2 separate regions of the Homo sapiens genome follow, and region 1 is linked to region 2. Evidence: chromatin contacts called from ENCODE Hi-C or POLR2A ChIA-PET data. All regions are on one chromosome and are shown on one strand. Each heading gives the region's core, a stretch centred on a gene start or an enhancer-like site at or near the end of the contact. The rest is flanking DNA. Distances are from core to core; before and after follow the strand shown.

Evidence for each region. Hi-C counts contacts between places; a loop is a spot of excess contacts on that map. ChIA-PET counts read pairs that join two places held with the same protein, here RNA polymerase II (POLR2A). Pooled maps may share reads with other maps.
Region 1: a map of endothelial cell of umbilical vein shows a loop between it and region 2 (4-fold over the local background). The contact joins two enhancer-like sites. A Hi-C loop is called at or near these places in 2 of 168 maps with a recorded cell type or tissue (PC-3 and endothelial cell of umbilical vein), 4 of 37 single-sample maps with no recorded cell type and 2 of 50 pooled maps. POLR2A ChIA-PET finds 5 or more read pairs at or near these places in 6 of 52 experiments (GM12878, H1, OCI-LY7 and 2 more).

The regions. Positions count from the first base shown.
Region 1 is chr4:145,841,392-145,844,988 of GRCh38, forward strand. The region is part of intron 7 of ZNF827 (zinc finger protein 827); the gene reads right to left. Among named protein-coding and RNA genes, the nearest start is that of ZNF827, 96 kb to the right of the region's middle. Within about 2 kb of position 1,925, at least 4 of the 41 ENCODE cell types and tissues checked have a DNase peak (open chromatin) inside an H3K27ac peak, as active enhancers do; they include endothelial cell of umbilical vein, where a contact is called at or near this core.
Region 2 is chr4:145,806,121-145,809,908 of GRCh38, forward strand. The region is part of intron 8 of ZNF827 (zinc finger protein 827); the gene reads right to left. Among named protein-coding and RNA genes, the nearest start is that of C4orf51, 130 kb to the left of the region's middle. RefSeq lists enhancers at 1,217-1,436, 1,864-3,063, 2,293-2,482. Within about 2 kb of position 2,296, at least 10 of the 41 ENCODE cell types and tissues checked have a DNase peak (open chromatin) inside an H3K27ac peak, as active enhancers do; they include endothelial cell of umbilical vein, where a contact is called at or near this core.

The DNA of each region.
Region 1 (3,597 bases), core at 675-3,174, 35 kb after region 2:
ATCTACCAAATGATCATAATAGCTAGTTATCTGCTCCCTGTAGAACCTAGGCTTGTGCTGGGAAAGGAAATAGAAAAATCAGGATTTTATTAGTCTGAAATGTTTGGTCCTTCTGTTCTCATGGGTCTGGCCGGGACTCTCTCCTCATCTCATTTGTCAGATAGAGTGGCATTAACAACACTCAGTCCACACACTATCTCAAAGGAGACCCACAGCCTTCTTTACACTTGCATTGAATTTTCTAGACTCTGAGGTTAAACAAGGAAAAAGACTGCTGTTTTAGCATTTACGGTGAAGTTGCATCTAAAGGACTGATTCAATGGGAAGTGCCCCGATGAGGACACAAACAAGGGTGGAGGGACAAGGTTAAGGCACTGGTGAGCAGGACCACATGATTCAATCATTCAAGCTGCTAAGTAGATTGATTTTTCTGCCTGGCTACACGGTGTGCCTTGGTGGATTGTTTTTCTCCTTTACTTTTGGGAAGATTATCCTAATTTAAGCAGCTGAGTTTAAGTTCTTAGGATAAAAAAAAAAAACAAAACAAAAAAATGGCATTCTCAAACCAGTTCTTAAAATGATGTCTGGGATTTGCTTCAAAATAATCTACAGGGAGGGGGAAGTAGAGGAGGGAGATAGATAAAACATCATAAATCATTAATTGATGATTGTTGGATTGGATGACAGATACTTCTGTATATGTTTGAAATTTTCCATTATAAGAGTTTTTAAAAATGAGGTAGAGATCCAGTGATCCAGAAACTTGGTAGTTATTAGTTTCAACCTTTAGCTTCACCTAAACCCCTTTAAAAAAATTGCCAGCAAAGAATACTGTCTCCCATTATTTTCACTCTCCTTATCTACCTTTCGTATAACAGAGGTATCAACAAGGGGCAGAGCTGCCACTGGACAGGTGTGAGGAGGGAGGATTTGATGGTGAGGAAAGTGCAGTCACCAACCCATACGGGATGGAGAGTTAACAGCACACATCCGTGGACTTCGTGTTCTCTTGGTGCAGGACACGGGCATCAGCACTCCCATGACTCACTGGCAAGCACATATTGGAATGCCAAGCTACAGAGTGTTTCCTCTTGGGCTGCTACACTTTTCCTTAGTCTTGTGGTTGAAATGAGCATCGAGATAAATAACGATAAACAATTGTGAGGGAAGCTGTGGGTTTATAAGAGGCAGGGATAGAGTCAGCTCCTTTCTTCAGTTTTGTGTCTCTTCTCCCTACCTCATGTCCTTGGATATCCAGATCCTAGGATCAGGAGATGGCAAGGAGTGGAGGAGCGTAGGCATTCATCAGCATGAGAAAGGCAAGGGAAGGTTTGATCTCAGTGCTGTGCTCAGGCCTGCCCTTTACAAACGAAACTACCTTAAATATACCTAGCTATTCTCAAAGTGCGAAAAATTCTGAACTTGATTCCAATCATGAACCGTCCTTCTGAATGATCAGTTTCTTCTAGGAAATCAAACACAGAAGATATGATTACTAAATAAACACTCCATTAGTACTTAAAAATCTGAAGATACAGAAATTCAGAGGTTTGATGTAAATCTTTTTGAAATGTATTACAAATCACACCTTAAAGCATAATCCACACACTGATCTTGTACCTGCAGAGTAAGAGTTCCTTCTAAAACAGGAGTCAGGAAAGAAGAAAGAAAATTGGCATTTTTTTTTCTGTTCCTGATATCAGTTAACTCAGGTTAAAGAGGATTTCTTGGCATAAAAATTTTATTCTATTCCACCTGAAGTAATAAGGCGAGAGGTAAAAAAGAGATCTATTTATGGATAGGCTAATCAAGTAAGCTGCCTCTACTCAAAGGAAAAAAAAAAAAACCACACCGAGGACTTTGTAGAACTATAAGCCAAGAATTCTTTAACACTGATTTCTAAACACCATATCATGCCGGGAGCTCACAGGAAGAACCTCTTCCTTTGCTTTGGGCAAAAGATCTAATTCGGATTTCCTCTTACTCATAATCTCCCAGAAAGAGGAGAATTTAAGGATTGCATCATTTTTGCCAAATGGTTAAAAAAATTTTTTTTCTCTTCTATCCTATAATCATGCTTCAGCTCCAGCCAAGGCAGTTTAGGCTTGAGGCACATTAAAATCTTTGTATGGGGCCAACTTGGGGCCTCCTCTTACCTCTTCCTAGAGAACACCTAAAGAGCATAAAATAATATGGTCTTGCAGCACATCTTTTTGTTGTATAAATATTATGTAATCTTAAAGAGCCCTCAGAAACCTCCATAGATCATGCTAGTGGGGTCCTGCCCAGATCCTCCCTCTGGCACGAATGCACCTACCCCGGAGTTTGCGTAAGTGTTGCCTGATAACTATAAGTGAGAACCGCTGTCCCCATTGGAACCCCCTAACATGGGAGGTTATACATCCCCTGCAGGGGATTACTTGAAGCTAGTGAACCTTCCTGGGGGATGCAGCTGAAGTTAGTTAGAAACCAGCTAAAACCACATCCTTCCTCTCAGCTCCTTCTCCTTCTCTTTCCTCCGTCTTCTGCCCCCATCACCTCCTTGCAGGTTCCTCTGAGAGCATTCCCTCAATAAAGCACTTCCACGAGAATCTCCATCTCTAGGGGACTTAACCTATAACACTTCAAGAATCCTATGGCAGCAAATTAAAATGAATATTTTTTTATGTTTAGTCTGCTGTCTTTCAAGGTCTACTAATCTGTCCAATTTCATCAGTGTTTAGACCCACAGACACAAGCACATACACTAAATAGCTTAAAGGTTAGATGTAGGAGGGGGCAGGATGGATTCCATGGGAGTTCACATCTTCTATTTGGGCATCAAACTTAATATACAAAATAGCCTTTCCATCCCCCGAAAGCCATTTCCCAATACAATCTGCAGTCCATCTTCCTACTCTCATTTTCTCTCTGTATACTTATATACAGACACAAGACTAATACATACCACTCTTCTGTTCTATTAGAACGAGGTTCCTCTCCCTAAAACTATATAAACCCAGTGTGAGCGAATCACGGTGGCTCACCCCTGTAATCCCAGCACTTTGGAAGGCCGAGGCAGGCAGATCGCTTGAGCTCAGGAGTTTGAGACCAGCCTGGGCAACATGGCGAAACCCTGTCTTTACAAAAAATACAAAAATTAGCAGAGGATGGTGGCATATACCTGTAGTTCCAGCTACTCGGGAGGCTGAGGTGGGAGGATGGCTTGAGCCTGCAAAGTGGAGGCTGCAGTGAGCCAAAACTGGGCCACTGCACTCCAGCCTGGGAAACAGAGTGAGACTGTCTCAAATAAATAAATAAATAAATAAATAAATAAATAAATAAATAAATAAATAAATAAAATAAACCCAGTGTGAGGCAAGCTGGCTCTGTTTTAATTGCTCTTTGAAATTTGACATTCCTAAACTCCAATTAATGGAATATTTTTTTAAAACCTCAGGTTGAAGTTTAAATGAGTACTGTCCACAGGCCTGATGATGCTCTGAGGTCGATTAATAAGACATCAAAAAGAAAAATATCTTGTACCTTTTGTTGCAAGAATTAGAAACACAAAACCCAGCAACTGTTCCCATCAGGAAGAATCTTTCTCTGTTTGCT
Region 2 (3,788 bases), core at 1,046-3,545:
GCTCATAAGTATGTTGAATAAATGAACTTTTTTTTTTTTTTTTTTTTTTGAAATAGGGTCTGGGTCTGTTGCCCAGGCTGGAGTGCAATGGTGCTATCTGGGCTCACTGCAACCTCTGCCTCCTGGGCTCAAACCATCCTCCCATCTCAGCCTCCCAAGTAACTGGGATCACAGGCACACTCCACCACGCCCAGCTACTTTTTTTTTGTATTTTTGGTAAAGATGGGGTTTCGCCATGTTGCCCAGGCTGGTCTCGAACTCCTGAGCTCAAGCAATACTCCTGCCTTGGCCTCCCAAAGTGCTGGGATTACAGGTGTGAGACATTGTGCTGGGCCATGAATGAATGAACTTTCTTTTCACCCCAGTGATATGCACACCTCACAATCTTCTCATACTGCTCATCAAATATTTAATGATACTCAGATCTTTTTTTTAATTTAATCCTCATTCTGCAACATCTCTGTATTCTTCGACACTGGCAGAGAAGAATGAAAATAATCTAAGGGGAAAGTTAAGGACAGGTTTGTCAGGAGCCACTGATATCCTTTTTCTAACTGAACTCCTTTGTTAGGAAATTAAACAGATATAACAGAAATTAGAATGCTTATTATACATTTTGATATAACGACTGAAAATACCCTCCCACGGCAGCTATTATTTTATTAATTATACCTAAGTCACTGATACTTATGAGACCAATGATGCAATGAGACAGTACAACAGACTGTCCCATTGAACACTCTATTTTCAACAACCAAGATAGAGAAAATGGCGTGCAGTTCTTCTATCACACCTGGTGCCCTAAGATTAATTTAATTCATGAATCTCCCTTGCAAGGTTAAAAATAAGTAACCACCCTCAAACTTCAATCATTCCTTGAGTAAGCTTCGTGAACCTCCAAATGGAAATGACTGTGATCATAGTCGTATTTCATACAAGGATTTCACATCTTTATTAATAACTTACAGGATGTGTAACTTTAACGTTTCTGAAATGACTCTGCCAAAATTTGTTGGAATTTCACCTTCTGGGGAGTCTTTTCCTGACCACTGTTGTTTACACAAGATTGTTGTACAAGATGTTTAGCAGTCTCTGACAAAGACCTATCCTGTGTATAACCATAATTATTAAGCTTACGGCCTATTAACTCAGAGCACCATGAATCTTACCTTTGTTCCTTAACATCTTACTCCCTCTAAACATTTAATTTTTCTTTATAGAAGTGTTTCATGCTCATTATAGAAAACTAGAAGAAGAGAGACAAGGTGGTGGTAGGGGGAAACAAAACTAAAACCCTCAATCAGAGTTCCCATCATCACCCAAAGATAACTTTCATTTTTCTTTTTCATGTCCCAGTGCTTTTTTTTTTTGAGACATAGTCTCGCTCTGTCGCCCAGGCTGGAGTGCAGTGGCGCCATCTCAGCTCACTGCAACCAACGCCTCCTGGGTTCAAGCAGTTCTCTGCCTCAGCCTCCCAAATAGCTGGGATTACAGGCGCCCACCACCACGCCCAGCTAATTTTTGTATTTTTAGTAGAGATGGGGTTTCACCATCTTGGCCAGGCTGGTCTTGAACTCCTGACCTCGTGATTCGCCCGCCTTGGCCTCCCAAAGTGCTGGGATTACAGGCGTGAGCCACTGTGCCAGGCTGCTTTAAAAAAAAAAAACAAAAAACAAAAACAAAAAAAAAACAAAAAACAAAAAACATTAATTACTATGAAAGGCATGGCAAGTCTTAGTATGACACCAGTGATGATATTTTTAAAATAACACATTTTCGAGTGATAAAAGTAACAGTTGGGAGATAGACCAGAGTGCTTTAAAAATTAACATTTTCATAAAAATGAAAAACAATTTGACCAAAAATTGTGTCAGAAATAACTTTCACATACCGAAAGCTTGCCTACATGTTAAAAGCATTTGCAAGAGTACACATTTTTTTTTTTTTCCTGAGTAAACTTTCCCCTTGTTTTTCTGTGGGTGCAAGTGACTATACAGTACATAGAAAATTAGTGAGCAAAAAAAAAATAATTAGGATGAGTCACCTTACCTTTTAAGTCATCTTGCCACAAAATGGTTACCTACAATCCACATAACCAATTAATTCCTGCCTCCATACTCTAACAAAGACAGCCAGAATTTGGATCTAATCTTTTTTTATAAATCATTCTACCTCCAGGCTATCCCACTCCCTCATTATCCTGTTTCCTGGCCTCTTTCCCATTCCTATAATACAGCTGATTTCCCTGATAACCTCAGCACAGGCCCCTTTCCCAGGACCCTCCCCCATCATGAATCTTTCAAGCCTAATTCCATTGAAGTTAAAAAAGAAGCAACTCATTTGAGTGACTCATTCCTAGATACTTAGGGCGGAGAAACTAGATTCTGCAGCTGGATGAGTCATTTTGACTGGAAAGCCCCGATAGGAAAGAGGTTCTGTAGAGTGCATACAACAGAGGATGGGGAAATTATGAAGGTAGTAGGTACAGATAAACGCAGAACATTCAAATAGTGTTCCTTAGTCTGAAGCACTTTGATACCTTAAAGAGGAGTTCTACTTTGCAAATACCACTTTACAAGATTTTTTCCCAACATTTTCATTGAAAATATCTCCATTTACTTTAGCTGCTTTTAGGTCTACCATTTTTCTGGAGTCACAGTTATGTATTTGCTTGTTTTTTAATTTTATTTTTTAGAGGCAGTGTCTCTCTGACACCAAGGCTGGAGTGCAGTGGCTTGATCTTATTAATAGCTCACTGCAGCCTTGAACTCCTGGCCTCAAGCAATCCTCCTGCTTCAGCCTCCCAAGTAGCTGGGACTACAGGTATACACGACCATACATGGCTAATTTTTAAATTTTTTGCAGAGGCGGGGTCTTGCTACATTGCCCAGGCTGGTCTTGAACTCCTGGCCTCAAACAATCCTCCTGCCTTGGCTTCCCAAAGCATTGGGATTACAAGTGTGAGCCACTGTGCCCAGCCTAGCGTCATATTTAAATGTGGTTCTGCCAAAGTGGATTTTGTCCAAAGCTCCAGGAATATCCTCATGATAGAAACTTCCAGAGAGAGTTGGTGTCAAGCATTCAGTATGAGAATAGTATGAAAAGATATTTTCTCCTTTGTTCAAAATGAAACTAACTTATTGGTGTTTTCTGATTGAAACCACCTTTGCAAAGATGATGACAGTGAGAGAAGTCCAGCATGGCTGACTCCATTCTTGCTTCTGGCCTCACAGACTGGCTGCCTTTGCTTTTTCCTGGGCCTAGGGCAGGCTAACCATGGGGAGAATTTAGTTTATAATTTAACTTTGAAACAATGATGATAATAGTCCCTCCCTAAAACTAATGCCCTTCTGGCTCACAGACTGAAAACTAATAAAAGTCCACAAGACTAGGATTATGAGAAGGGTCTGAATTCTAAAATGAAGGTGTAGTTTCTATAATCCCTTACTGCTCAGGAGTCACGTGGCCAGAGGTCACAAGATGTGTCTTCCCCAGTTGCTTCTATAGATAACATCACTATTGTAGCATCTAAGATTGGTCTTTTGAGATGTTTTTCAGACAGCATTCTGGCAACTGACTGACCCCACCCAGACCCATGACTCAACCAGTCCTGTGGCCCCCATCCAGAGGTGGACTCAGCACATGAGGACCATTTTCTATACCCCTATGATTTCATCTCCAACCAATCAGCAGCACCCATTCCCTAGCCCCCTGCCCACCAAATTATCCATAAAAAACCTGGGCTCTGAGTTCCTGGGGAGACTCATCTGAGTGATAACTCCAGTCCT